2 separate regions of the Homo sapiens genome follow, and region 1 is linked to region 2. The links are chromatin loops, found by intact Hi-C in ENCODE. Cell type or tissue: heart right ventricle. All regions are shown on one strand. Each heading gives the region's core, and the rest is flanking DNA. Links, peaks and the distances in the headings are about the cores only. Region 1 holds the start of BHMT (betaine--homocysteine S-methyltransferase). Region 2 overlaps DMGDH (dimethylglycine dehydrogenase).

What was found. Peaks named below come from ENCODE experiments on the same cell type or tissue, not always from the same donor. Only the 100,000 strongest peaks of a DNase experiment are listed, where the experiment ranks them.
Region 1: a loop joins it to region 2, with 4 times the contacts of the local background. A loop is called at or near these places in 27 of 110 quality-filtered maps.

Annotation. Positions count from the first base shown.
Region 1 is chr5:79,100,659-79,116,534 of GRCh38, reverse strand. BHMT (betaine--homocysteine S-methyltransferase) reads right to left here and starts at 4,726. Exons shown (of 8, transcript NM_001713.3): 1 at 4,617-4,726; 2 at 636-768. The coding sequence starts at 4,649. LOC124901012 (a long non-coding RNA gene) reads left to right here. Exons shown (of 2, transcript XR_007058837.1): 2 at 1,237-1,728. RefSeq lists an enhancer at 3,556-4,400. In heart right ventricle, for the core only: a CTCF peak has its summit at 6,473 (motif pointing right); no DNase peak of the experiment used is centred there; H3K27me3 peaks cover 2,748 bases.
Region 2 is chr5:79,014,181-79,030,056 of GRCh38, reverse strand. DMGDH (dimethylglycine dehydrogenase) reads left to right here. Exons shown (of 16, transcript NM_013391.3): 11 at 23-153; 12 at 1,407-1,624; 13 at 3,476-3,633; 14 at 5,727-5,786. Among named protein-coding and RNA genes, the nearest start is that of ARSB, 37 kb to the right of the region's middle. RefSeq lists an enhancer at 7,853-8,354. In heart right ventricle, for the core only: a CTCF peak has its summit at 4,899 (motif pointing left); a DNase peak (open chromatin) is centred at 4,796; H3K4me3 peaks cover 525 bases.

The DNA.
Region 1 (15,876 bases), core at 4,750-8,749, 85 kb before region 2:
AACATGTTTCAATTAGTAAGGGTAGTCATGTATTTTGATGCAAAAATGTATTAATGTGTTTCAATGGGAGCTGCTTCAGGGCCCATTGGGAGTGTTACATAATATGCTACATTTGTACTGTATTAACTTTCTAACATCCCCAGATTCCTGGATTCCAAGATATGTTTGACCCCAAAATGTGGTTTGGACAGGGGATTGTGGGCCTGTAGCATAACCACTCCTTTCTTTTTGCCCAGAACATGAAAAAGTCAGGCCCAGGCATGAGATATATAAAAATGTTGCAGGTGAAGTCCAGCTTGCAGGAAGACTCTTCAGGGGTTTCCATCAATTCTAGCTACCACTCAGTCTAAATTACAAAAGCGCTGCAGATACACAAAATCATTTGCATAAAATAGCTCAAGCGATCCTCCTGCCTCAGCCTCCCAAGTAGCTGGGACTACAGGAGTGCACCACCATGTCCAGCTAATTTTTAAAAAACTTCTGAGAGACTAGGTCTCCCTATGTGCCCAGGCTGGTCTTGAACTCCTGGGCTCAAGTGGTCTTCCCACCTCAGCCTCCTGAGTTGCTGGGATTACAGGCATGAGCCTCCACACCCGGCTCCTTTATGAGAACTTACAATAGAGCTCTGCACCAACCTGCTTCTGGGTGCTCCACAGCAGCTTCAGGAGTCCAGGGTCCTGCCTTTACGTAGCCCCTCTTCTCCAGTGCAAAGACAAACCCTCCATCTCCAATCACAATCTCTCCAGCATTTAAACGTTCTAGGATGCCCTAAAATTACAGATGAGGGAGGAAAAGGAGTTACTTGAGTGTTTAAGATAATTTTCTATTTTTATTACTTTTGCTAACATATTCTTGGAGATGTGTGGTTATTTTAGAATTTTCAGAGAAAAATGTATATTTTATATATACATTTATGGCTATCTATAAGACAAACAACCAGAATGCTCATAAAATAAACATTTGTGTATTCCTTTGTATGTGCTGTGGGTGGGGGGGTCTTTCTTAACACGTTAAAGAGTATTTGAAGAACACCGTGGGAGGTGTGTTTGAAGAACTGTCTGCTGAGGGATTAAATGAAAAGATTTTGTTGTAAAGCCTCAAATCTGCACTTAAGCACAGATTCTTAAAATGGTAAATACTAGTCTTCTTACTCTATCAACAAACTAAAGAGAGGGTTAAAAAATTGTTAAAGAAGTTGAAATGGCATAGAATGCTATTTTTTTTTTTTTTTCTTAGAGACAGCATCTCACTATGTGCCCAGAGGAACTTGAACTCCTGGGCTCAGAAGATCCTCCAGTCTCACCCTCCCCAGCAGCCAAAACTACAGGCTCGTGCCACAGTGCCCAGCAATGCTATTAAGCCATTTTATTTTAAGACTGAAAAGGTGGCCAAATCACTCAAAGACTTCTATCTTTGGTGTTAAAATTCAGTTTCCACAACAGTAGCTATGCTATACAGTCCAGGTTATGAGTGTGCACATGCTGTACTCTATGATGAGAACAAGGAAGAGACAACTAAAGTATTTGTTGAATGATTTTTCAGCCCAATCTCCATACTTATTCCATTTACAATACTGTGCAGTAATCACCCTGGTGTTGTTCTATGGATAACTTTGGAATTAAGTATTTTGAAAGGGTTTTGTGAATTACAAAGTAATTCTCTAGTTTAATAGATTTTTTGTAATTTCAAAGAATCATAGACTTTAAAAATAAATAGTACTCAATTCAATTGAGATCTCTCTCTCATTTCACAAATGAGAAATTAAGACCCAGAGTCCCTGAGTAATTTATACATGGTTTTCCAGATGGGGAGCATAGGGCTTCCTGACTCTTTTATGCTTAAATAACATCTATATTTGATTTCAAATGGGATTGGGGGTGGTGGGACAGCCCTGAAAAAAACTGTATAGTGTAAAGGAATAACTTGGGACGTATTTACCCAGTGTGTTCCACTTACTACCAATAACAGTGGATAAAACAAAAGCTGACATAATAACAAGATTCCAGAAATCTGTGAGAGGCAGTCACAGGATTTTGCATCCCAATTCCTTGCCACCTTCTTAGAACCTCCCTCATTTTCATTCTCTTCCCCTCCACTGCCCCTTCCCATGCCATTTGGACAGCTGGTGCTCAGAGAGAGGAAACAATTGACATTTCACCAGACAGAAGCAAAGTGGTAGGATTATGCTGTGTGTTCCCTAATATACCTTTCAGATCAAAACATTTTCAAGCCATAGTGTTGAAGCCTTGTTATCTTATGGGAGCCCATAAGATAACAAAGCACAACAAAAATATAAATGGCTCACACGTCATTTTGAAATCCAAATATTTGTCATGATTGCAATGTATCTAAATGTCACATCTGAAAACTGCAACTTTGATTATGACCTAATTAACAACAACAATAATATATATATGTATACATATATATAAATATATATATATATATACTACTGCCAGCACAGTTACATAAAAAACATAACAAGGGTCACTTAAATGAGATATGACTTGCTACTAACTTTTATTTGGATAAAATAATTCATGACATTTGGGCAGTTAGCAGCTCCCATTGAACGTGTGTGTTTTCAAATTTTAGTACCACAGCATTTTAATGTGCAGCATAGCTAAGGATCTGATGCTGGGTGGCAGGGTGGGTAGTGGCGATTCAATTACTATGTGGCTCATGCACTTGTTGAGTGGTTACCTCTGGAAATATGATCTCTTACATTCTATTGCATTTTAAAATTATCTAGACTTCAGGATTTTCTGTTCCCAAGCTAAACAGACTTTTTAAAAGGTGGAATGTGCTATGAAAAAAATATACCATTTTGTGAAAAAGTATTACAAAACAGTATATGTAATATCAGCCCATTTTTGTCTAAGAAGTGCATATTTGCCTCAACAACAAACTAGCAGAATATACACCAGAATTTAACAGGCACTGTTCTTTGTGCTTTCCCTCATTGTTTATAATGAACATGTGCAAACTTTGTAACATTTATTTTAATTTTAAACTCAAATGTGTAGACATGTTATTGTCCATATATTGTTTTAACACTGACATATGCACGGAAACAAGTTACTAGGAAACTGTTTTTTCCATCTTACATTCATCTGTTGCTTAGATAATTCTACAAAGATAATTCTTTAAAATGTTAGATTTTCTGAGTTTGAGTTTGGGGAATAAGTTAGACTTACGTGGCTATGAGAATGGGGACAAACAAAAAATATCTATATCTATAGGAATCATCCTTCCCAGTCTCTGTGGACTATTCATTTAGTACATTTAGGGACTGGCGAAATTCTCACCCTCCTTTGACTGGTGATAGTCCATAGTCCTTTGCCATCTCAACACCCACTCATGCCATCAACATGCATCCACGATGCTGCATTTAGAATCTGTAACCGAATTGACCTTCTTCCTTGTGTAGAGGTCTTTTTGATTTGGGAGGCCATCCCTTTAGAAACTGGGCACACCTCAGCTGGTTCTCCAGCAGGGCAGGCACTGGGATGAGAGCTGGACCTTTCTCACTGTCCTTACAGCCCAGAGGATACAGTTGGCCTGGCCCCATCTGCCTCCCTACCATTTTCCGGGGGCCTCTGTCGTGCCAGGCCTGGGACTGGGCATTTGACCAAAAGGTCAAGTTTATTCTCTCCTCCCTCCATCCTTCTCTCTCTCTTCCCACCTGTCCAGTCTCATTCCACGGCAGTCAGTCCATCTATCCATCCGTTCCCCAAATTAGAGGAAGGCCTACCGTCTGGACTGAAAATACCCCTCCCAACAAGCCACTGGGATAGCCAAGAGATGGACTTGTTCATCTGGAGCTGGAATTGGGTTTTACAATTTCATCAACAGCCCTTCCTCAGTATCTTACAGCCACTCTGCCCATTTTTTCTTAAACCATGTTTTCGAGGCTGACATTTCGGATGACATTTTTCTGTCATCACGGACATCAAATTGCCTGTGAAAATCTGCAATCACCCAACCAGCGCCTGGGCCTTGGGTGCAGCGAGAACCCGGCGGGGAGGCGGCCCCGACACCCGCGGTGCAGATCCAGGCGGGAAATGTCGGAGCCAGCGCCGTGCACTCCTCCCTGTTCTGGGCGCGCCGGGTGCAGAGGGCGCTCGCGGCGGCCTCGGACACAGATGCGGAGGGGCTCCGTGGGGACGGGATATCGCGCCTGCGGGGCTAGGAGCAGTATCTCTAGGGAGTTTTCTGGTCTTGGGGTGCCAGATTCAGAAGATATTGGAAGGCTCGGAGTTCTGGGGACACCCAGCCGTCAGGGAGGGCTCAGAGGGTGCCTTTGGGTCTGAGAGGCAAGGATCACATAGATCTGGGGCGCACTCTGGTCCAAGCTGGGCTGGGGCTGGAGGGGACAGAGGCGCTCTGGGGGCGCGCTCTGAACGTGGGGCAGGAGTGGGGAGGCTCAGAGGCGCCTTGGGGTCCTGCTGGAGAAGTTCTGGAAGCACATTCTGGTCTGAGGCTGAGGGAGGGGAGGGAGTAGGAGGATGATGGGTACCAGGCAGGGTCCGAGGGCCCCTCTGCGCTCCCAGAGGCTGGGATACAGAGCAGGTGGGAGGGGAAGGAGAGCGCCCTCGGGTCCCCTGGAGACTCACCTTCTTGGCCTTTTTGCCCCCAACGGGTGGCATCTTCGTGGTGTCCAGACAGGTGGTCGACACGGATGCGGACCGACTAGGCGAGCCTTCCCGCTGCGCAGCCCCGAGCTGCTCCGAGTCCGCAGCCTGCCTCTTTATACCCGCAGTTGGGCGTGGGGAGGGCCTCCCAGCCACCGCGCGGGCCAACACGGACCTTGGGCGGGAACACGCCCACCAGCCCTTCATCAGGCCCGCCTCCTGTTGGGAACCTGGCCTGCCAAGGAGGTAATCCAGATTGTTCACCCAAATGGGTGGAACCACCGAAAAGTAAGATAAGAAAAAGCGAGGTTGCCACTCGCTCAGATTTCAAACCTGCCTAGCGTCCCTTTTGCCTCTTGCACTTTTGCCCCGACCCTGACCGTCCTCTCGCTCACCTGGGATCATGCACCATGGCCCACTTAGGCTGCCAGAGAGGCCTCTGAGAAGTCCATTCGATGCTCAGATATTTGTCAAAGGCCAAGGCGTCAAGATTATGGAATCAGGGGATGAAGTCCTGGAAGATCTTCAGCCTGGAGTGTGATCTCCTGTGTGATATACATCCAGTATAACGGGACACAAATGCGGCTTTAGTAGAGGAGTCCAATACTAACCCTGAATTGGCGGGTATGTTCAAAATGACCTTCTACCCCTATACCCAAACATGCCTTGCAGTTTCTAATAACACAGTAGTTTCTAATAAGAATATGTTTGTAATATTTAACAAGGACAGACTTTTAACATTTATAAATGGAAGCAGAAATGTACTTTGAAGACTTCAAAATTCAGCATGAAAACGATATAAAAACATAGACATTAGAAGAACTGGAGGGAATAGAGATGTTAACAGTAGTTACCTATTGATGGCGGAATTAAGGCTTGTTTTATTTTATTCTTCATGTTTCACTGTATTTTCCAAAATATTTTTATAATGAGAATACATTGATTTTAAAATAATAAAAACATTACTTTAAAAAATGTACAGCATGGCCTGCACGGTGGCTCATGCCAGTAATCCTAGCACTTTGGGAGGGTGAGGCGGGTGGATCACCTGAAGTCAGGAGTTCGAGACCAGCCTGGCCAACATGGTGAAACCCCCGTCTCTGCTAAAAATACAAAAATTAGCCGGGCATGGTGGCAGGCGCCTGTAATCCCAGCTACTCGGGAGGCTGAGGCAGGAGAATCGCTTGAACCCTGGGGGCAGAGGTTGCAGTGAGCCGAGATTGTGCCATTGCACTCCAGCCTGGGCAAAAAGAGTGAAACTCTGTCTCAAAAGAAAAAAAAATGTACAGCATGACAGTAAATAGCCTACAGAACAATGAAATATCTGAAACACAGTTCAGAAAATTTTACCCAAATAAAAGCATGTAAAAAAATTCTGTATGTGGACAAACAACCTCCATTTCAACACATGCAGAGAAGAAAGTTACTGCAACACCTGATGAATTAATACAAATTTAACGGCTAAAGTGACATGTGTTTGAAATACAACTGAGAAAGTAAAAATGTCCTTTTGCTTCTAAGTATGTCAAGTTTAAAATGGAAAAAGAAATGAAAAGGTGAAAGGATATACTGTTATTCAAGTGATCTATTATTTCATTGGCTCCTCCACCCCCAACTGTGATCTGGGGTCAGCAAGAATGAGGCATGAGGTAAAGTCATTCTTCACAGTACCTAGATTAAAAAAAAAAAACACCTTGAAGGCATTGGAGTATCCGAATAGGTAACAGTTTAGTTAGTTAATGCGTTAACTAGTTAAGGTATTCACCTGGTGAGCACTGGTGAGATGAACAGGTCTAGAGTGAGCCCCGCGGTGGCTGCAGGGAGCAGCCGCAGTCGTGGGTATCTGGCACTAGGAGGCGGTATAAGCACTCTAACACTCAATAAAGGCTGAAAGCCGACGTTCCCAATTTCAGTTTCCTCAAAATGTGGCAAAACTTGGGAGAAATTTTAAACTAGTAGCATTAAATTTAGAAGTGAATTATGAATTTTTAATAGGTAATATAGACACATGGCAAAAATTTTACTTTTTTAATCTTTATTTCTCCAAGAACAAACATGGCAAAAAAAATTTAGAAGCCTTTCCCCAGCTGCTGTTGCAGATCAAGTCCCCTCCCTGGAGGTAACCACTATTGCCTGTTAACCGTTCTTCCAGAGGAATTTTATGCATACCTAAGTGTATAGATGTATATAAAAGGATTTGTACTCGAACGTAGGGAATTTTCGTTTTTTAAAAAAATTATCGACTCCCAGCTTTTCCAGAATGATTTATAGGTGCTGTCAAAATATTTTTGTTTTTTCTGGGCCTCTCAATTTGTTGTCCTAACTATCCCATGCCCCCACCCCCAATTAGGTCCATTTAAAAAATTATTCACTTATTTCCATAATAGATGATAATATCCACCATGTATGTAAAAGGCACTAAGCCTTTTACTTACACAACATTATTTACCCCACACAACTCTGTGAGGTGGGTGTCCCCTCTTTGTTCTCAAGAACCACGAAGTTAGGGAGTTAGATGGATCATCAGCATGCTCCCTGAAGTTTCTTTGCCCCATTCCCAGAGAACTAAGTCTGCTTGGATACCACTTAGGAAGTGAGGTTTTTTGCTTGTTTGTTTGTTTTTTTGAGATAGAGTCTCACTCTGTCGCCCAGGCTGGAGTGCAGTGGTGCAATCTCAGCTCACTGCAACCTCTGCCTTCTGGGTTCAAGTGATTCTCCTGCCTCAGCATCCCGAGTAGCTGGGATTACAGGCTGGCGCCACCACACCCGGCTAACTTGTATTTTTTGGTAGAGACGGGGTTTCACCATGTTGGAGAGGCTGGTCTTGAACTCCTGACCCCAGGTGATCCATCCGCCTCGGCCTTCCAAAGTGCTGGGATTACAGGCGTGAGCCACTGCACCTGGCAGGAAGTGAGTTCTGCAATAAACTGTCCTTGGGAGGCTGCCTATGTTCTCTGATCTCTACTGGAGTCAACCAGATGAGGGAGGTCATAAGACTGAAGTCCATGGCTGTGTACAAAGATGTTGGGGGTTAAAAATAAATCCCAAAGAAGAAGAGGAGACTTAGAGCTGGCGATCCACCCCCTTCATTTTACAACCTCAAAAGATACTCGGTTATTGTTCTGTCTCTGACCAGTGCTTTGTTCTATTTGAAATCCTATTTATTCACTCAATAAACATTTAGGTACCATTAATACAATGTTTTAAACCCTATGCTTGGTGCTGGAAGTAAAGGATATCATCTCCTTTTTTTTTTTTTTCAAGGAAGAGATAGAAACCATCTCATATAAGTGCTAAAATGTTCCTTTTACCAATATGTAGATGGAAAAATGTCAGGACTTTTCATTTCCCACTCAACTGGGATCTCTTTTAAAATGAAACTGACTTTTCACAGGCCTTTTTAGACTAAATATGTTTCATTTAGCCTTAAACCATTGAAGATACTTTAACACTGTGTTTAATGATGTTTTATATTTTAGTATGATGTTTAATGATGTTTTAACACTGTGTTTAATGGTGGTTTTACATGTTAACACTGTACAGAACAGTGTTTGCAAACTGCTGATGTGGAAATGGAGCCAGCTTCTGCGTTTCCTTTGGCAAGGCCAGTGTTTTTAAAAAATTGAATGTGAATTCCTTTATGTGGCGCTTCCACCCTTCCCATTTGCTGGTCTGTACCACACCCAGCTGCCCTGCACTCTTCTGGTTCACATATTTACCTTACCTTAAAGGCATTTGGGCTTTCAACTTCTGCTATAAATAGAAGGTATATTTGGGGTTACGGAATACATGTTCCCCCAAGTAGCCCCCAAACCGAAGATTTCATTTGCCTTACATTTTCCTACTGCCACTAACCCCCGTTATTTTTTCTTGCCAGGATGACGATACTAAAAGGTTGATGAGGTGGATTTTCCTTCTAAAACTCTCTTCTGCAGGTGCACAGGTTTTCCTCAGTTTACCTGTCCTGTCCAGCACCCTGTCTATTGCAGTGGCCACATACATGCATTTGTCCCAACACGTTCATGCATAGCCAACCACTGCACAATTACTCCTCTTTAAAGGGTCTTGGTTTCTTCATATGGAAAATTAGAAGTTGAAGCTGGGTGACTTTTCAGATTTGTCTTTGCATTTGGTTTGGCATAAACTTAGAGCACAAAACAGCCTCTTCCCAGGGTGCTTTCATTGCCTTTCCCTTGCCATCAGCGAGCCCTTCCTGAGCCCGGCTCTGACCGTGCCTGTGGCTCCTGCTGGTGCCTCCAACTGCTGCCCATGCTTGAGTTTTTGCCTTTAATTTCCTAGTTCTTAGAGAAACAGCTGAGCTTTTTGTTTTTGCTTGTTATCTCAGAGCTTCCTTCCACCACAGGTGAAAATGCTTCCCTCAGGGCTTGCAGATTAGCCAGCATATCCAGCGTCTCCAGCATCTCCTGGCTTTCCACAGAGGAGTCCTCCAGCTGATATTCTTGTTCATTCTGGACACCTCCAGTTTCCCAGAACTATCCTCTCAGCATGGTAATTGCATCCTGAGTTCCCTTTCTAGCTCTGAAATTTCCTCTCTTCTGCTTTTCCTCAAATGCTTTCTAACAGGATGATTAGCCTGTCACATGCCCTTTTGTGGCTTTTTTTTTTAAGCAGATAACTGTAACTTTATGAGCACTTCCTATGTGGAGTTAGCTGTGCTAAGTGCTTTGTAAGCATTAGTAATCCTTACAATAGCCCTGTGAGGTAGGGATTTGACCAGCCCGATTTTACTGATGACAGTGCTGAGGCCCATGGAGGCCAGATGAGAACTTTCCCAAGATCATGTCAATAGTAAGCACAGAGCTGAGAGAGGACGTCAGCTGGGCCGAATGAAGCCAGAGATCACACTCTTTAGAGTTACTCTATGCTTTCTTTTCAGTAGATTGTTTTTCTCAAAAGCTCCCCAAACTTTTTATAACCTCATCTGACTCATGGACATTCCCACTCACCTGGCCCGACCCAGAGGTCCCTTCTCCTGGTCAGAAGTTCCAATTCATTGGACATACAGTTAGTGACAGACAGAAAATAGTCTGTCCTGACCAGGCTACCCCACCAAATACCCCATGACTTCTGCACTGTGTGTAACCCTTGGGTTGCCTAGTCATTCTGAAATGTTGTTGTTTTTGATAGGCATTGGAAAACAGAAGCACTAAGTTCTGGGAATAGCCATTCAAATCTTAATTTCTATCATCTTTGTGAGCTGCTAATAGATGTCTTAGTTCATCTTTCTCTGTCTTAATAGGAAACGGTTGGAGTGGATGCTATAGGTCCCCTTTTTCCCAGGGGTCTGGTACATGATGTTTAAGTGGTCCATCAGCTCCAGTATGTAGCTCCTGATCTGGGTAGTCATACCCCAGGGACAGCCCTGCGACTTGGTCTCAACCCTGCAGAAGAAAGAAATACACAGCAGCCTGGCGGGTGTGTGGTGTGAGAAGGGAGAGATGGCAACAGAAAGATCAACAGCAACTCAGGGATAGCTGGTTATAGGGGATAGCTGGTTATAGTGGGATGAGATGTGGATTCTAACCCGGGGGAACTTAGACACCAGCACCACACTGAGGAGCTTACATGTGACGGGAAATTCACTACCAGGTTGGAATCCACACCCTGCCACCCCTTTTTTTTCTTACACAAAACATGCTGTTTTCTCATTTCCATTTCCTGATGGTTTGCACATAACTGTACTAGTCAGCTGCATCTGAAGAGGATTTTGTGAGGGCTTTAGCTGGTGCTGATGCTGGAAATCTTTGCCTATGTAAAGCGTTTCTTTGGCGGTAAACTAGTACATGACTTTAGTCTACTTTGAGATTATTATCAGTACATGGCCCCCTGTTGACTTAGAAAAGTAGTGACACATTTCTGACTAGCAAAATGGTCATCACTCAACAGCTTCTGAACTTCAAGAATAGAGGAACATATATTTATTTTTTCAAGTTAATACATGCATATAATAAGAACCCCCAAGTATTAAATAAGGGTATACATAAAAGTAGGGTTCTCTTTGACTTGCATTTTCTCAGCTTCAACTTATTTGGTATTTATAACCTATCCAGCTTAAAGAATTTTTGAAAACAATTAGAATTTCCAAAAACCAGCTTCTGGTGATACCCTACACACCCACCAGAATAACTAAAACAAAAAATATGAAATTTGGGGGGAGGATGGGGAGCAACTGGACTCTCATTAGTGCTGATAGCAGTGTAAATTGGTACACCTGTTTAGAAAAAAAATGTTTGGCAGCATCTATGAGAGCTTCACATATCTGTATCAAATGATTCCACTCCTGGGGGGATAATGTATGCAAATGCTCCCCCTGAAAAACATGCACAAGAATGTTCAAAGCAGCTCATTCATAAATGACCAAGACTGGGAACTACGCAAATAGCCATCAGTAATAGAATAGGTAACTAAGTTGTGGCATATTCACACAATGGAATGCTATATGCAATGAGAATGTATGATTTATAACTACAATATGGATGAATCTCACAAACATAGTATTCACTAAAAGAAGACAGACACAAAAGGGCAATACTGTAAAATTACATTTGTATGAGGTAAAAAGCAGGCAGTACAAAGCTATGCTCTCAGAAGTCTCAATATTGATTATCCCAGGGAAGAGGAGAGTAAATAGAAGGAAATGAGGTGCTGGTAATGTTCTATTTCTTGATCTTACTGCTGTGTACATGACAGTGTTCAGTTTATGAACATTCATCAAGCTGTACATTTGCAACTTGTATACTTTTTTGTATGTATCTTATACCCCAATACAAATTTAAAAGTAAAAATCAAAATGACATGAAACAGCTTCTTGACATTTTATGAATTCCAGGAAAGCCCCAGTTAAATTAAATAAACTAAAAAAACTAACACAAACCAGTCTAGATTTTGAATACCGTCATTTCACTTGTGGTAAGCAACTATTTAGGTAGACAGTGTTAATTCCAATAGTTTCTTTATTATAAAGGTAATCCATTTTGAAAAATAAATTCAGATATATATGAATAAATTCAGATATATCTATATAACCCAATGTTTAAAAGGTCATTAATTGTTAATGAGATGAACTATATAATCATGATCTAGAATAAAAAATAAAAAGGAAAAATTAAAACACTATTTTATATTGCCAGTTTCATTTTATTTTTAAGTGTCTGTTAGAGGAGCATTGCATAATGTATACAAGATTCATTTTTAAAAAGTTAATCTCATTTTAATTAATTAACTAAGTAAGACAGTCATGTGGCTCAAAATTCAAAAGTTAAAAAAGGGTGTCCCGTCCCTCAAGCATCCAATTCCCCCAGTCAACCAAGTTTCAGTTCTTTCATGTTCAGTCAGAAATGTATGTACAAGAAATATGTATAAACACTCTGCCCCCATTGAACCAAGTGGTAGTACAGTAAAAACACTGTCTCCATTTTTTTTTTTTTTTAAGAGGCAGTGTTCAAATCTGTCACTGAGGCTGCTGTGCAGTGGTGCAAACATACCTCACTGCAGCCTCAAACTCCTGGGCTCAAACAATCCTCCTGCCTCAGCCTCTCAAGTAGCTATGATTATAGGTGTGTGCCACTGCATCTGGCTCATTTTTTTTTTTTTTTTTGTAGAGACGGGGTCTCCCTGCATTGCCCAGGATGGACTGGAATTCCTGGCCTGATACGATCCTCCTGCCTTGGCCACTCAAAGTACATCCTTAACACCCCTCTATGGCTGTACATTCAGGTAACTGTGAGAGTTTCAATTTAGTTAACACTATTCATATTCTTCATGTTTGAAACTGCTTCCCTCTCATTGTAAAATGGAAAGTCAATAGTTGCAATTGAAGCAGGAAAGAATGAAGACTCTTATCTTTTTTTTTTTTTTTTGAAAAGATAAAACCAGCCAGGCGTGGTGGCTCATACCTGTAGTCCCAGCACTCTGGGAGGCCGAGGCGGGTGGATCATGAGGCCAGGAGTTCCAGACCAGCCTGGCCAACGTGGTGAAACCCCGTCTCTACTAAAAATACAAAAATTAGCCGGGCGTGGTGGTGTGCGCCTGTAGTCCCAGCTACTCGGGAGGCTGAGGCAGAAGAATCACTTGAACCTGGGAGGCAGAGGTTGCAGTGAGCCAAGGTCGCACCACTGCACTCCAGCCTGGGTGACGAGTGAAACTCCATCTTAAAAAAAAAAAAAAGAAAAAAAGAAAGAAAAATACTGAGCACACAAAACAGACCATAACCATTTCCTCAATTTCTCTCATCAGGAAAAGCTATTCTCCTTGGGCTCTAAAATGCTATATATCTATTTTAGTATTTTATTTGAAAGAAAATGTGGAAAAATAAATTTAGCAGGTTAACAGTTAAATGTAAATACTCTATTTTAAATCAAATCCTCACGATCGTTAAAATTTCTGGAAAATTTAAATGGATTCCCCTCTTCCATTTGTTTTTTTTTACTTCAATGTTCACTAACTTGTAGTCTCACTTATGAACCCATATATGTACTAAATATGATATATATCTCATACACAGGATTAGATTCTAATATAATAACCTCATAGGAGTATTTCTAGTCGAAATATGATGATAAGATATAAGCCCTGTCTCTGAAAGCCCACATCTATTGCAAAGCTGACCATCTATTCTTGGGCAACTTAATAGTTGTAATAATACTAAACATTAATGAGCACTCACTCTGCTCCAGGTACATGGGTTAACTCACCGAATCCTCCCTATGGCCCTAAGAGTAGGTGGAGCTATAATTCCTACAGATGAAGACAGCAAGGAACTTCCTCATGCCAAGTCAGTTGTTCAAAGCACCTAGCTAGAGGTAGCAGGGCTGAGATCTGAACTCAGGCAGTCTGGCCCACATTCCTAACACCCCTCTATGGCTGTACATTCGTGTTACAGTAAGAGTTTCAATTTAGCTAACACCATTTATGTTCTTCATGTTTGAAACTGCTTCCCTCTTATTGTAAAATGGAAAGTCAACAGTTGCAATTGAAGCAGGAAAGAATAAAGACTCCTACCCTGTTTTTTCAAAAAAGATAAAACTGAGCCCACAAAACAGACCATAACTGTTTCCTCAATTTCCTTTGGAACAACTCAGTGGGACTAGAACTTTCAAAAGGATTATTTAAATGCTTAGCTTCCTTGTCTCTCTGATCTTACCTCTTTGTGGCTTATTCTTAACACAACAGCCAAAGTAAGCCTGTTCTTTCCCTGTTGAAAACCTTTCAGTATCCTCTCATGTTGCTCAGAGTAAAAGCCAAAAATCCTTGCTAAGACTCACAAGTCCTCACATGATCTAACTCCTGGTATTTCTGAGATCTCATCTCCCATTGTCCTCCCCTCCTCTCACTATGTCCCCAGCAACCGTGGCTTCTTGGCTGTCCCTGGAACATGACAGGGAAGCTCCTGCCTGAGGCTTGGACTTTCTGGACTGCTCTTCCCCAAGATATCGGTGCAGCTATTGTCCTTATCCGCTCCAGGTCTTTTCTTGAAAGTAACCTTTCTAGTAAAGGCTTTCTGGGGTCTCCCTGGCTAAAATTTCAATCCTACGTCACTGATGTAAGCTCTAGGATGACCAACACTGGCCCAGGACAGAAGGGATTCCCAGGACACAGGACTTTCAGTGCTAAACCCGGGTTAGTGGGGAAACCAGGACAGTTATTTACCCTATGTAGTCCCAGCATCTGAAACAGTGACTGTCTCATAACAGGCTTAACATATATTCGTTGAATTGAATGAACGAATGAATTGAATGAATGAATGAGCAAGTAGGTAAGAGAAAGTAGTACCTTTGGAGGGGAGTGTAAGATGGTATTTATTGCCTCTAAAATCAGAACATATAGATGTATCTGTCCATTAGGGCAAGTTGTAAGGCTTCTTCAGCATGGAACGAGGCCCAACTTCTATGAATGGGGGATCAACCTTTCCTTATCTTCCTATCAGAAAAGTATGCTTTATCAATTTTGCTGTTATTGAAAGCGGTTTGAGGGGGAGGAGCCAAGATGGCCGAATAGGAACAGCTCCGGTCTACAGCTCCCAGCATGAGCGACGCAGAAGACGGGTGATTTCTGCATTTCCATCTGATGTACCGGGTTCATCTCACTAGGGAGTGCCAGACAGTGGGCGCAGGTCAGTGGGTGTGTGCACCGTGCATGAGCCAAAGCAGGGCGAGGCATTGCCTCACTCAGGAAGTCCAAGGGGTCAGGGAGTTCCCTTTCCTAGTCAAAGAAAGGGGTGACAGACGGCACCTGGAAAATCGGGTCACTCCCACCCGAATACTGTGCTTTTCCGACGGGTTTAAAAAATGGCGCACCAGGAGATTATATCCCGCACATGGCTCGGAGGGTCCTATGCCCACAGAGTCTCGCTGATTGCTAGCACAGCAGTCTGAGATCAAACTGCAAGGCGGCAGTGAGGCTGGGGGAGGGACGCCCGCCATTGCCCAGGCTTGCTTAGGTAAACAAAGCAGCCAGAAAGCTCCAACTGGGTGGAGCCCACCACAGCTCAAGGAGGCCTGCCTGCCTCTCTAGGCTCCACCTCTGGGGGCAGGGCACAGACAAACAAAAAGACAGCAATAACCTCTGCAGACTTAAATGTCCCTGTGTCTCACAGCTTTGAAGAGAGTAGTGGTTCTCCCAGCACGCAGCTTGAGATCTGAGAACGGACAGACTGCCTCCTCAAGTGGGTCCCTGACCCCCGAGTAGCCTAACTGGGAGGCAGCCCCCAGCAGGGGCAGACTGACACCTCACACGGCCGGCTACTCCAACAGACCTGCAGCTGAGGGGCCTGTTAGAAGGAAAACTAACAAACAGAAAGGACATTCACACCAAAAACCCATCTGTACATCACCATCATCAAAGACCAAAAGTAGATAAAACCACAAAGATGGGGAAAAAACAGAGCAGAAAAACTGGAAACTCTAAAAAGCAGAGCGCCTCTCCTCCTCCAAAGGAACGCAGTTCCTCACCAGCAATGGAACAAAGCTGGGCGGAGAATGACTTTGACGAGCTGAGAGAAGAAGGCTTCAGACAATCAAATTACTCTGAGCTACAGGAGGACATTCAAACCAAAGGCAAAGAAGTTGAAAACTTTGAAAAAAATTTAGAAGAATGTATAACTAGAATAACCAATACAGAGAAGTGCTTAAAGGAGCTGATGGAGCTGAAAACGAAGGCTCGAGAACTACGTGAAGAATGCAGAAGCCTCAGGAGCCAATGCGATCAACTGGAAGAAAGGGTT
Region 2 (15,876 bases), core at 3,225-7,224:
AATTTTTAATTTTTTTATGTAGGTGGGTTTTACAAATATAAGTCACATGTTAACACCCAAGGGTCGAGTGTATGCTGAGCTGACTGTTTCTCACCAATCTCCTGGGGAGTTTCTTTTAATTACTGGCTCTGGATCAGAACTTCATGATCTTAGGTAAGTGCACACCTAGTAAGAAAATTTTGTACACATTATATATTGACTCAATCTTACATTAAGTTTTTCTTTTTACCAGTACTCGAAAGTACAACTTTATTTCTTCTTAAACCTGATTGTTTCAAATAAACTTTATTTTTTTTAATACAAAAATATTTGAAGTGAGGGCCCCTGCCCCTCCCAAAGGTAATTCATCCATAGGTTACTTGTTCTAATAATATTAATCCATTTATTAGGCATCATCAATGTGCCAGAACCTTTTTTAGATATTACCTTAATGAATTCTCTTAATATTTTGCAAGGTATATATTATTCCCATGATCAGATGAGGAAACTGAGGTTTGGGATAAGGGAACTTACTCACACGAGCTTTTTGATTCTGATGCCCGCATTTGGTCCACTTCTGTAAGCTGTCTTCCTAAATTATCTTTGTCCTTTGTGATGCTTTGTGCTTTCTGGCCCACAGCTGGATCTAAGTTGCTGACCTGCCAAGTCCAGCCTTTACATGAATCTTCATTCTATTATAAAGTCTTTAGTCTAATATTCCAAATATTTTTGGAATATTATTATTTAATACATGTCTTACTCTGACAGATTCTCATCTTAGTTGTACAGTGATGCAAATTATATGCTCCAATCCAAGATGTACTGGGACCATCTTAATAGCTTAGCTTTGTGTAAATCCAGATGAACATTTTGTGATAGACTTAGATAGCTCAAGGACTGCTCAATAAATTAGAAACCAGCCCTATAGCTGGGTCCCAATAACTCATCAAGCCATAGAAATTGAAACTAGAGTTTCTGTCTTTTCCTTGTGATTCTCAGAGCAATTACGTGTCTTGTGGCAGGCACATTATTAACCTTTAGCAACATAAGTGTGCCTCCTGTGTACAGGTATTAGAGAAAATTTGGGTTTAAATTAATTTTGCAAGGCTGAATCATTAGTTTAAATGCAAAAGGGCTGTGTCACTATTTAAAAGAATTGTGTGGCAGAGCTCATTAAATTGAAGGATCCTTCTGTACTGTGAAAAATTACCCCCCAAATTTATAAGTGGGTGATTTAAAGAGAATCATCACTTAACATCTCAGGGGCTTGGTTTCCTCAACTTTAAAAATCAGTGTGATTTCATGAAATGACACTCTGGGGACTTTCTGATAACTCTAGACACAAAGCATGTCTTCAGAGAGATAATTTATTACCAAAGTACATTATTCAAGCAATATTTAACACCATGTTCATGACTAAAACGCAGATGGATTGAAGAAGAAGCAGTCAAAGGTGGATATGATGTTGAAATTAAAAACATAACTGATGAGCTTGGAGTTCTTGGAGTTGCTGGGCCACAGGCAAGAAAGGTCCTTCAGAAACTGACCTCTGAAGATCTTAGTGATGATGTTTTCAAGTTTCTTCAAACCAAGTCCTTAAAGGTTTCCAACATTCCTGTCACTGCTATTAGGATATCTTATACTGGTAAGATTGGAAAACAACCTGGACTAAGTCTCTGAAATTTAAAAGGTCAATTTAAAATTTAAAATTTAAAATTAAAAGGTCATGTCACAAGAAATGTGTGAGTGTGTATGCATGTGCACACTCACACTCACTTTTGTCCATGCGACTTTGGAGGAAGATTTTTGTTCTGCCCAGCTCTTATGTCTAGTCTGTCTATTCACTCCTCATCTTGAAAGTGGTTCCACAGATTTCTAGTTGTTGCTCCAGTCCCATCGCTGCCTACCATCTGGAAGGGCAGATAAAAAAAAAGTGGGGGCTGGGTGCAGTGGCTCACACCTGTAATCCCAGCACTTTGGGAGGCTGAGGCGGGCTGATCACCTGAGGTCGGGAGTTCGAGACAAGCCTGACCAACATGGAGAAACCCCGTTTCTACTGAAAATACAAAATTAGCTGGGCGTGGTGGCACATGCCTGTAATCCCAGCTGCTCTGGAGGCTGAGGCAGGAGATTTGCTTGAACTCGGGAGGCGGAGGTTGTATGAGCCAAGATGACACCACTGTACTCCAGCCTGGGCAACAAGAGTGAAACTGCATCTCAAAAAAAAAAAAAAAAAAGAAAAGTGGGGAAGAGGATTGGCTGAAATAGTCGGGCCAGCCAACTCTATTTGTGAACATTCAAGATGGTCTCCTGGAGATAGAATCTCCCATAGAGACCATTTTGAAGGTATCAGGTACCTCTCCTAGAGCATTGCCAACAATCCTTCTTTCCTTCCAGACTGTAAGTTCACTGAGATGTCTTCCTCTAGCACCTAACCTTGCACATGGTAGGTATTTGATACAGAGATGAATGAATGCTCTTCAGTTCCCCAGTGGTGCTCTGGGCTCCCTTCTAAGTTTTTCTAGACCTCCTTGTCTCTCACAGGAGTACTGCATGCCCAGGCATTCATTCAATTATATGTTGCTCCTATTCTGTGGTATCCCATAAAAACACCTTACCATGAGCCCTCCACCTTGGGAAACAGGAGAACACAGAGATTAAAGACCATAGCTCTTTCTCTGGGCTGCTGCTATACCTTTTCCCTGCCCTTCTTCCACCCAACGTTGGCAAATTCTAGAATAAAAAATGAGCAGGGCTGGATGCAGTGGCTCATACCTGTAATCCCAGCACTTTGGGAGGCCAGAGTGGGAGGACTGATTGATTGTCCCAGGAGTTCAGGACCAGCCTGGGCAACATAGTGAGACCCTGTCTCAACAAAAAAACAAGACAAAAAAACAAAACAAGAACACAAAAATAAGCAGGATTTTTTGGGTTACATTTAATTTCTTTTGATTTTTGCCCACAGCTCTGTTGGTGAAGGAAATGACTAGGGAAGAAGTGGGAGGGGGAGAAGTCAGAGACTATGGCTTTCTCACTATGAGGATAACTTGAATAATTCTTAGTTAACTATATTTTTAAGCTTGTGATTTTTGGGCAAGGGGTTGGTTTAAACCTTGAACTCGTTGCCCTGATAAACTGTGCCATGCTAACTATTCACCTAACGTCATTGTCCCAGAAAACAGTCAAGCCTCATTAGAAAGCTGGGGTCCAGGGTGGAGATTAATTCCTGTATTATAGTCTTTCTGTGTCATGACAAGAGGTGTCCTGCATACCACCATCTACATGGGAGTCAGGATCGGCACAAATGCATCTGTGATATGGTGGGCTTCTTTGCAGTGGGGTCTTGTAACTTTTTGTGAGCTGGTCTTTTTAGAGACTGACAATGTCTGTGTTGCATAAGTGGAATTTCTCCTGCTTATATGTGTTCTAGCTAATGCACATTAGATCTAGTGATCATTGTTCTTGCCCTGCTGTGGCACCTGTGGGTTTATTTCAGGTGAGCTGGGTTGGGAGCTGTATCACAGAAGAGAAGATTCTGTGGCGCTGTATGACGCTATCATGAATGCAGGCCAGGAGGAGGGAATCGACAATTTTGGAACCTATGCCATGAATGCCTTACGCCTGGAGAAAGCCTTCAGAGCCTGGGGGTTAGAGGTTTGAAATGCTAGCATCTTTATTAACATTTTATGTTTATTTATCTCATTTTTATATAAGGGCTGGTTTGAACTGCAATAACATTGGTTTTGGCTGTAAGAGAAATTACATATCATTAGATAACTTTATTTCATTAGGGGAAGAGGTTTTTCTCCTTAATTTCTCAAGTGAAAGTTCAGTGGAATTCTGACATATGTTTATTCTGCCTTAATTCATCCTAGTTGGCTGACAGCCCTAGATAACTGTCTTGGACTTTGGGGAGCCGGCTTGCCTCATGGGATTAGAGTAACACTTTTCAAAATCTCTCCTCCTCTGTCATTTTGCCCGTCTTCATTTTCTTCTTATCTTATACCTTTTGGTGAATTAACACTCCTTTCTGAGGGGCAGGGTTGATGGTCCAGAATGTGGTGGTCCAGCCTTCCTCCACCATTAATAATGGTTATTAAGAGTTTCTATTTGTATAGTGCTTTAACCATTTACATATTTTCATATGCATGATTTCATTTTCCTTCTCAACTCTCCATTACCTCTATTTTACGCATAATAACACTGAGACTTAGAGAACCACTTGGTCCAGATTACCTAGTAAGTGGCCAGCCTGTGGTTTAAACTCTGTTCTCCTACTTTATTTCCAATATGGCAGGCTATCCCTGGACCCAGTCACTATTTCAGATTCAGTAGTTGTTTCTTTGGAAGACACTGAGGTTTTAGACCTGAAAGGTAAGATAAGGGATAGTGGTAAAAGATGAACTCAGAGCGGGGACTCTTGGGTTTGAATTTTTCCTCCACCACGCACCAGCTATCTGGCTTAACCCTCCAGAACTTCTGTTTACTTTTCTAAAAAATGGATTTTTTATGCTACAGAATTATCATAGATAGTAGAGAGAGTCTAGGAAGTGCCAAGCACATAATAAAGTGCATTTGATTGAAGGGGAGAGTGTGTTTCAAAGCCCAGGCAGAGACCCAAGGGCATTTAGAGTGCGCAGAAGCAAGTGGGCAAGCTCTCCACGAGAGATCCCCTATTAGGGGATTCTCTAGCTACAACTGGGGACTGAGGCGAGGCTAGGCGCAGGGACAGAAACGGAGGACAGCGCGGTCCCCACACTCTCCGAGGAATGAAGCAGCAGGAGCAGCCCTTTGGGAGTCAGACATTTCTCCATTCTCCTGCCTTTTATTTTCTCAGATTTCCTCTCCCGGCGACCTCCTCTGGAGAGCTTTTCTCCTTCTCCCGTCCCTCCGATTTCCCAGCAGTGCCAGAGCGCCCTCTAGTGTTGGCACTGCAATCCTCTGTGCTTCATTTTTATTTTTTTCTTTGAAGAAATTCTGAAATTTTGAACAGATAAATATAATTTTAGAATAGCTCAAATTGATTAAGAAATATGAGGCAACGTTTTACGTCATATAAAACAAGCGTACTTTCATTTAGTTTATGCAGGTGCTGTGTTGCTTTAAAAGTTTGACTGCTTGTAGGGGGTTTAGACTAGTTCTCTCACTGCGAAGAAAACAACAAAACGAAGAAAGAAACAAAAACCATTAACTTCAGGTCTATTACCAAATATTGGCGTTAGCCCTGACTTGGTAGCTATTACAGTGACTTGGCCACATTTGAAGAGATACAGATTCAAACTCCGCTTATTCCTTTCTCCTCTCCTGAACTCTATCAGCCACCTTCCTACTATCTGCTTTCCCTCCACCTTACCCTGATTCTTGGTGAATTGTAAGATAAGTAAATTGTTTAATAACTTTTCAAAACGTAGTTATGTAAAATTATTGCAGAAAAACATGTGAAAATCTTGTTTCTAGAAGAAACATCACGTACATTCCCTCAGATGTTTATTAAAATGGGAGAGCTGTGGAAACACAGTGAATTTTAGTTTCTATATTTGTTATATTCAAATGACCAGTTTTGCTGAAAGGCTACATCGAATTTTGGATTAAAAAATTGTTTTCAAAACCGGTCTATAGTTTGCCTTTCTTTAGAATCTGTGTTGAAAAATCAAAAAGGGTTCTTTCTCCTAAAAACAAATATGAAAGTGATGTTACCAAAATGACTTGCACTCATCTAAGATTTAAAATGTGTGTTTCCTTTTTAGATGAACTGTGATACAAATCCTTTGGAAGCTGGACTGGAATATTTTGTGAAGTTAAATAAGGTATGTTTACATTCCAAAGTGTGCTTGAAGTAAATCTTAACATTATGATGCTATTTTGTGACAGAGCCATTCTTTAAAATTTAACCAAGTATGGATTATAGGAGAAACAAGGTGAACATAAATACTAGCATTGCTCAATTGTGTCATATTACTCTTTTGTCAACATTTGCTTAGTTCAAACTATTGGAGTGTGCTTACAGATTTAAGATAGCAGAATCCAGCATCTTTAAGGGCTAAATCTAAATTCTAAGATAAAAATTAGTAAGGATAAGAAGATTATCTGTCAGATTCTAGTAGACATTTATGTTGGAAGTGCGCCATGTTGTGTATTTTGCAGTAACTCCTGGTGACTTGGGAAATTGCACATTAGCTGATCAAACATAGTGCATTCATTGATCCTTCTGGATACTCACAGTGTGGAGCAGCCTCACTTCAGCATATCTGTCCATCTGCTTATCAAGCATCTTTGTGGGTAACTGCAACATCTGAATATAAGCAAATAACACGTTTCAAACGTTTTCGGCATAAAATGGGTATTAACTGAGAAGCTAATATAAGCCCAAATAATCATAACCGATAAGACACTCCAAAGGGAACTCCTACATCAGTGGTTCTTAAAATGTAGCCTTCAGACTAACAGCATCAGCCTCATTGGGAGCTTGTTTGAAATGCTAATTCTCAGGTCCCACCCTAGAACTACTAAATCAGAATCTCTGGGAGTCAGGCCAACAAATCTGTTTTAACAACCCCTGCAGGGGATTCTGATGCATCTAAGGTTTGAGAAGCATTACTCTAAATAATTATAGTGGAAAAGCATATCATGAGGCCAATTTATTACAGCCAAGCTCATCTGTACAAGCCTTACAAATATAAATGAGGTTACTCCATTGAGCAGTGCCTAAGAGTTATAATAAAACAACTTAATAGAGCTGGGGTGAGTGGTAGTATTGAAGAATAAGGGCAGCAGCGGCTACTGTTTAGGATATTTGTTAGAACTCCAAAAATAAAATGTCCTGCCCTAGATGGTTGTAAACTAAAGACTGATTTCCCATCCTGTGGAAATACGTGAATACATGTATATGACTCAATCAGGCCAAGGAAACCTTTTTCATGACCCTGTGTCAGTTCCCAAATTCTGAGCTATAATATTAAAATAAAACATGTGTATTTATAGTATGAGATTTTAGGAAAACGAACCTCCTAAAGGGTTTTAAAGGGAATATCTTTCTGTACATTCTCCCCATGGCTTTTATTTTTATGATGTACCATCTGCCTCCAGACCAGAGAAAGCAGGTGCTTGGAATTTGGGCAGACCCTAGCAGCAGATTGCTCCCTCTGATAGCAGAAGCCTTACTTTAGCTGTTTCAAATAAGGTTAAAAATGGCCCAACTCTTGAAAGTGCTAAATTTCTGTTATTGGTCACCAGTAGGTAGATAGATAACTGATTCTTTTGCTTCAGTGTTCGGATATTATTGTTTGGGGATAAGGCATAGATAAATAATCCCTTCGTATTGAAATGGGATTTTCAAATATCTTTTATGATTATTAGCAGGGGTGGATTGTGTCTTTGTTAGTTAAGTTATACAGCCAAATAACCAAAGCTCATCTCAGAACGTAGTTAGTTGTTTAGAAGATACTAATTTTGATTTCTGGCATGTTTTTATAATTTCTGAATTGTTGTTTCTCATTCAAGTGTCACAAAGTTAATTCCTAATGATTTTATAGGGTAAAGGTCCTTGTAGCCCAAGGACCTGGCCCCCAACTGAGCCAGTCTTTTTCAATTATGTCAATTCAAGTGGCTAGTTGGTATTAACCTACTCATAATGATGCTTGCTAATCTCCAAGACAGGTGAATAGATTAGATCAACTTTGGTGGTTTTGTAGCAGTCTATAATGTGAAACGGATGCCTGGAAACCTTATTAACATTACAAACTAAGCTTTGTAACTTGACCATTCAAGTCCTGTGCCTAAAAACCAAAATGTTACCCAAACTAGCTTCATACAACATTTTAAATACTGTAAGCCTATAATTGCTTCGGAAAATCGATGCTATAGGAGAACAGAAGCAACAGCTAATACAGAGAGATATTTATATTTGATACCAAAACAAACACAGCAAAAACCCTGGCATTTTACAATTGTTTGAAATCAGTTATTTCTTTCCCTTCAGAGCAAACATTTAGAATTCTCTGGTTGGCCCTTAGGCATTTACACTATGATCGTTTAAGCCATAATGTGAAGAAAAGGTAGAAGCTGACTGTATCAGAGCTAGATGGGTCCCTGGGGATCAGCTGGTACTCCCCTCCCCCATCTGAAGCAGAGGAAACTGAAGCACAGAGAGGGAAAGTGACCTGGGGGAGGCCACTGCTTTAGCTTAGGTCGAACGCCACCCTCTGACCTCATCGTGGAGCTTTCCCACCCACCACTTTCCCCCACAAAGTCCTTTTCCACAGTGGGCTTATCAGACTTGAAAGACTGCCCAAGAATTTCTCTCTCTGGTAACATATATTGTTTGTATGGACTACCTTTTATTAATAGACACTTCCCCCACATGTTTTTGCTGTAACTAATTTTGTGTTTTATGATAGGATCAGAATAGCTGCTTTGCCCATTTTAAGGAGGAAAATGGCTGGGTGAGCAGATGGGCCATCAGGCCTTATTAGGGTGAATCGTGTTCTTGTCAAAACCTGTCAGCAAGTAGGGAAAAGAACAATGGAGTACTGAAGAACTCTTTCATCACAAAGGGAGACGGCGCAGTGGCCCTTGCTTCCTTCCGTCTTGGAGTTGTTCCAGCCTCCTTCCCCTGCTGTTGGCTTATGTGAAGTTGATACACATGTATCATTCATTCATCCGTTCATCTAGTAGACATTTATTAAGTACCGCTGATTAGACACCTTGCTAACCCATAGATCTAAATGTTAAAGATATACTCCTGATGGCTCTCAGATCTCATGAACCTGGAAACAAATAATATTTCAGGAACTAAAGCTGTAGGGATACGTTCTTAGCCGTAATTGTGAAGATAACCCTTCCGCAAGTGGAGGGCTCTCCAGCCGCATACAACACTGCCATCTTGTGGGAAGTGCTCCGTAGAGCCACTTCAGGAAGCCTTGACCAAAGCTGCGGTAAAAATAATTGAATCTGTACTTTTAAAATCTTCTTAACTAAAAACGCTTCACCTGAAACGACTCATATCATTGTTCTCAATGGTATTTTTGGTATGTTCCAAAGGAAGTAACTTTTGGGAGGAAAATCAGTAGCCTTTGTTTAGTTGGAGATGGAAGAAATGCATTAATCAAGAGCAAAAGGAAAATCAGCTGCCTTTGGATGGAGTCATAGGCATTCCTGGAATTTTCATGGTGGAAATATTGAATTTTTGTCCATTTCTGGAGAACCTCCACGAAGATTCACAGAGACTCAAGTATTAAACGTAATGTGTTGAAGCACATCAGAAGAATTTGTTTTCTATAATATGTTTCTCCCTCTTTTTCTCACTCTCTCCTTCTCCCTCTCTTTCCCTTTTTCTCTCTCCTTCCCCTCTCTCCCCGTGTAGAGCTTCTAACTAGTAGAAACAGAATAAAATGTAATCTCTATTAAACATAAGTTATAAGACAATGTTGATTCTAGAAAATGCAGGGTCTCTTTTGGAAGAAATATTTAAAGCATAACTGTTCGATAACCAAAAACAAAACAACCCAAAAAAGCTGGTAAAGAGGCAAAGCGCTTAGTACCAAGCCTTCCACACCCCAGGTGTTCAGTAAATATTAGCTATTATTAAAACATCAGAGTGCTAAAAACAAAAAAATCCAAGTGGAATCAAACCATTGTTCACAGACAACAAGCTAGAAAGAAATTGTTAATATAGTGGTCAAAGCATCCAATTCTCTTTGGGAAATTTGAGGTAAATGGTAATAAGAATTGAGGAGGCAGAAAATTTTCAGTGATACTTAGCCCTGGCTGGACATTAGAATCATCTGGGGTATGATTCTTTTAAATAATATTTCGCTGTTTAAAATCCCAAGGCCCAGGCTACACCCAAGATCAATTTAAAAAGAAGCTCTTGTAGGGACTCAGGCATCAGTTGTTTTTAATTCCCCAGGTGATTCTGCAGAGATGGAGAATTACTGTCTTCAACCAAAGATTTTCAACTGGCTGAACATATTATCCTGAAGAACTAAAAATTACCTGAACTGAAAGAACTAAAAACTACTCAAGTAGTTCTCAAGGTGTGGTCCACAGACCAGCAGCATCACTGTCACCTGGGACCTGCTAGAAAATTCAAATTGTTGAGTACCATCCCAGACCCCCAAAATCAGAAGCTGCCAGGGTGGAGCCCAACTATCTATCTATCTATCGATCTATCTGTCTATCTAACTATTTTTATTGAGACGGAGTCTTGCCCTATTGCCCAGGCTGGAGTGCAGTGGTGCAATTTTGGCTCACTACAACCTTCGCCTCCCAGGTTCAAGCAATTTTCTTGCCTCAGCCTCCCCAGTAGCTGGTATTACAAGCACCCGCCACCATGCCCAGTTGATTTTTGTATTTTTAGTAGAGACGAGGTTTCACCTTGTTGGCCAGGTTGGTCTTGAACTCCTGACCTCAGGTGATCCACCTGCCTCAGCCTCTCAAAGTGCTAGGATTACAGGCATGAGTCACCGCACTTGGCCCAACAATCTATTCTAATAAGCCCTCCAGGTAGTTTCAATGCAGTTTATTTAAGTACATGGACCTACCCCAAATCAATTAGATTTTCTCTAGGTGTAAGGTCCATGGTTCCTTTTTAAAGCTCCACAGGTGATTTTTTTTTTTTAATGCAGTGAATATTGAGAACCACTGTTTTAGTTCTTATAACTTCATACCAACTTCAGTCTTGAAAGTACATAGGAAAGTAGAAAAACATGTGGATTGGTCAGAGGATGGTGCTATAGAACTGTGGTGGAAAGGATGTAAATTAATAGATCTAGAGCCTATTCCAGCTAGGCTACAGGTTCGTATTCTGCCCCATATCTTTGTTTTTTCTTTTAGAACTGGGTAGTAAGTGAATTTTTTTTAAGTCACCAAATTCTAACTGCGTGGCCCAGGAAAGCCATTTAACTTGATTTTCATGCTGAGATTTTTAATCTGTAAAAGAAGGCTACTTTTGCAAGTCTAAAATCCTATGGAATGCCTCCAACACAGTGGTTGAAGACATTGGTGCCATGTTATCTTTATGAGCCACATAATTGTGTCATCTGAATTAAGCTATCCTTATTCTGTTACCCATTTTCATTGCTGAGTGATAAGGGGAAGGAGAGGAGAAAGGAGGGGAGGGGAAGAGAAGGAAAGGAAGAGGAAAGAAGTAAAACCTAGCTGAAGTGTAGTTGACCATTCCTGAAACACCTGTCAGGATACATTAAACTAAAGCCATTGAATCATTATTTTCATATATATCCAATTTCTGTTATGAAACAGTACTTTGTTTCTACCCTAAGAGCTGAAATGTGAAGTTTAGCTGACTGCTTTCAAATTTGGATATCCATGGAAACCCAGGTCTAGGAATGAATTGAAATAATTTTTAAGATTGCTTTTATTTTTATTATTATTTTAAGTGTATTTGAACATGCAATAATTGACATATTTAAAGTAAGCAATTTGATAAGTTTTAGTACATGATACAGCAGTGAAACCATCACCGCAGTGAAGATAGTAAACCTATCCCTCATCCCCGGGGTGTCCATGCCCCTTTGTGATCCCTACCCGCCACCCTCCCCACAGCCTCACCTACCCCCCAGGCAACAATTTATGTCTGAGACTATAGGTTATTTTGCAATTTTTAAAATAAATGCAAAATCTATAAAAATGGAATCATAGAGTATATACTTTTTTTGTGTGTTAATTCTTTCCCTCGGCATAACTTGAGAGTCATTTGTGTTGTTATGTTTATTAATAGATCATTCCCAGTGGCATCTCATACCTGTAATCCCAGCACTTTGGGAGGTGGAGGTGGAAGGGTTGCCTCAACCCAGGTTTGAAACCAGACTGGGCAACATAGTGAGACTTCCATCTCCACAAAAAATTAGCCGGGCATGGTGACACATGCCTGTAGTCCTAGCTACTTGAGAGGCTGAGGAAGGAGGACTGCTTGAGCCTGGGAGGTCAAGGCTGCAGTGAGTCATGTTTGTGCCACTGCACTCCAGCCAGGGCAACTGAGCAAGGCTCTGCCTCAAAAAAATAATAATAATTCCCTTTTATAGCAGGTAGTATTCCATTGTATGGATATACTACAATTTGTTTGTGTACTCACTCATTGATAAATATTTGGGATGTTTCCAGTTTAGGGCTATTACAAATAAAACTCCAGTAGTCTCTTGGTATACCTGGAGGATTGGTTCTATGACTGCCCAAGGGTACCAAAATTTGCTTGAAGTCCGGCAGTTTGTCTGTGGAAACTGCCTATAGAAAAAGTTGGGTTTTGCATCCTGCAAATACTGTCTTTTTGATCTGCTTGGTTGAAAAAAATGCACATATAAGTGGATCCGTGCAGTTCAAACCTGAGTTGTTCAACAGTCAGCTGACACTGTGAACATTTGTGTACAAGTATTTGTATGAACATAGGCTTTCTTTTCCCTAGGTAAATACCTAGGAGTGAAATGACTGAATAAAATGAAAGTGTATGGTAACTTTGTAAGAAACCGTTTTGCCAAGCTGTGTGCCATTTTATATATTATAGTCCTACCAGCAGTATGTGAAGTTCCAGCTCCTCTACATCCTTGTCAAATACTTTTCATGGTCAGTCTTTTTAACTTTAGCTATTCTAAGAGATATGTAGTGATGTCTCATGATGGTTTTAATTTATTTCCTTAATGTCAAATGATGTTGGACATTTTTTGATGTGCCTCCCTGCCATTTCTATATCTTTTTTTGTGAAATGTCTGGTTAAATCTCTTACCTAGGGTTTGTTTTTTTTAATTGAGTTTTTAAAGTGCTTTCTGTATTCTTTATCAGATACATGCTTTGCAAATTTTTTTCAGATGTCTTGACTTTTCATTTGTCTCATGGTGTCTTTCAAAGAGCCATTTTTAATTTTTGAATTTTAAAGTTCTTATCAATTGTTCTTTTATGAATCATGCTTTTGGTTCATATCTAGGAAATCTTTGCCTAATCCAAAGTCATAAAGATTTTCTGCTATGTTTTCTTCTAGAAGTTTTATTATTTTACTTTTTACATTTAGGTCTATGATCCATTTTTAGTTGATCTTGTATCTGGTATGAGGTATGGACTGAAGTTTTATTTATTTGTACTTGGATAACCAATTGCTTTCAGCACCATTTGTTGAAAAGACTATATATTCTGAATTTCATTGCCTTTATATCTTCGTCAGTATGTTTATATCTTTGTCCATTTGTTTGTAGGTCTATTTCTGGACTCTGTTGTATTCTGTATATCTGTTTATCTTTCCAAATGCCAATACTACAGTGTCTTGATTACTGTTGCTCAAATAAGGTTGTGATAGCCCTGCAACTTTGTTCTCTTTTTTAAAGCTGTTTTGGCTATTCTAGGTCCTTTGAATTTCATTAATTTTAGAATCAGCTTGTCAATGTGTACCAAAAAACCTGCTAGACTTTATTGGAATTGCATTTTATCTACAGGTCAATTCAAGTATTACAATTCATGAACAAGTTCCATCTCTCCATTTATTCAGGTCATCTTTTATTTCTGTCAGGAATCTTTTATAGTTTTCAGTATACAGGTCTTACATATCTTTTAACATATTTATCCTTAAGTATTTCATGTTTTGATACTGTTGTAGATGGTATTTTTAATTTCAATTTTCAGTTGTTTATTGCCAAATTATAGAAATACAATTGGTCTTATATGTTGATCTTATATTTTGGAACTTTGCTCAATCTGCTTAGTGGTTCTAGTAGCATTTTTGTAGATTCCATCAGATTGTCACATGGACAATCATGTTGTATAAAAATAAAGCTTTTCTTTGTCTTTTCTAATTTGGATATCTTTTTTTTCTTTTTCTTGCCTTATATTCCTTTTTTTTTTTGATGGAGTCTCACTCTGTCTCCAGGCTGGAGTGCAGTGGCGCGATCTTGGCTCACTGCAACTTCTGCCTCCCGGGTTCAAGCGATTCTCCTGCCTCAGCCTCCCAAGTAGCTGGGACTACAGACATGCACCACCACACCCAGCTAATTTTTTTTGTATTTTTTTAGTAGAGACGGGGTTTCACCATGTTGGCCAAGATGGGCTTGCCTTATATTCTTGCCTGGAAGTTCTTTATCAAGTTGAAGACATTTGCTTCTATTCCTAGTGTTAACATTTTTAAAAAAGATCAGGAATAGATACTGGATTTTTAGCAAATGATTTTCCACATCTACTGAGATAATCATTTTGTTTGTTTTACTTTGTTATATGGTTTATTACATTTATTAATTTTCTAACATTATGCCAGCCTTTCGTTTTTAGGATAAAACCCACTTGGTGATGATATGTCACCTTTTAAAACATCATTGGATTTTACTGGATAATTTTTAAAAATTTTGCAGCTGTATTCTCCTTACAGCACTTAGAGCTTGCCATTATTTTGTTTATTTTTCCTGTTTTTCTTTTGAACAGAATGTAAGCTTCCTGAGTACAGGTGCTGGCCATACAACATATGTTTTGTTTATTATTTTTATCCCCAACACCCAGCTCAGGGCTGGCACATAGCAGATGCCCAGTAAATATTTTGTTGTTGAAAGTAATGTCAAAAGATGATACTTGAAAAGTCCTGGGCCCTCATTATGAAGAGTCTCATGTGCCAAGCTAAGGAATTTGGAGTGTATCCTGGAGAACCTGGGGAGTGACCCAAGAATTTTGAGTAAGGAGTGACACTCTAGTGATGGGAAACAGATTAAAAGTGAGTTCGTCTGATGACTGGGAGATCATTCTCCTAATTATCAAATAAATCCAGTGGAGAGAAGGCGAAGACTTCAACTAAAGCAGTGGCCATAGGATGGAGAAGAAAGAGCAATGAGTGCTATTTAGAAGGAAGGGTGGATACCACATGAGGGACTGCATGTGAAGGGGTGAGAGGAGGATGTTAATGAACTGTGGATTAACTAGGAAACACAGGTGGAGGGGTGTGGGTGGGAAATTGTCAGGACTTGGGTTGGAGGACTCTGGGGTAGCCAAGCAGAGAGTCCCAGAAGGCATCTGAGCATGTGGGTTTGGAGAGCTTAGCTCTGCAAGTATGGCTTTGGACCCTTCAGATATAGGTGGTCATTGAGGCAGGTGAGTGTTGAGAATCCGTTTTCTATAGCACTCTGCACTTGCCTCTGCCCTGGTACTGACCACGCCTTATATTCCTGACCACCTCCTCAACTTTGAGGACAGAGGCCAAGAATCCTTAGCCTCACCCCTGTGTCTGATCACTAGTGAGGGCTCTGTAAATATTTGTTGAAGGGTTTGAATTGTGACTCTGACATTTACTGATTCTGACTAGATGTATTGCTTAATCTATGAGCATTTCAGTTTTCTCATCTGTAAAATGAAGAAAATGTTCACTCCATAAATTTGTCATAAGTATTAGATGAGATAAAGAACATTTGGTACCTCACTAAGTGTTAGTTCCTTTCCATATTATTGATTTGAATCTAAATAAGTCATTTAGAGTAAAGGAACTATACATGAAATCCTTTTTCTTTTTTTAAGATCCCAGTAAGGAAGATCTTGGGTCCCTATTGAGGCCTCATTTCTTCATGCTTTTAAAATTTCCTTTGATTATTATTTACTTTGCATTTAGGCTTAAGTGCTATGCTTAAAATATCAAATGGGCAATTGTTCTTCACTCTACTCTAGAGAGATGAAATCTATTATGAAAACTCTATATTATAGTTGTTGGCCAAAGCAGTTAAACATAAATCTGATAAAGCCACAGGTCCATTTCACAGTTTTCCTTTGAATCATCAGATTAAAAAACCGAAAAATTAAGTGTTCTCTTTAACATCAAATCTAGTAAGATTTAATATTAAAGACATGTAATGGGGGCTTTAGTTTTGAAAATCTGGTTTGATTTGAACGCTAATTAGCCTGATTACTTGCCTGGCTTAGGAACTATAT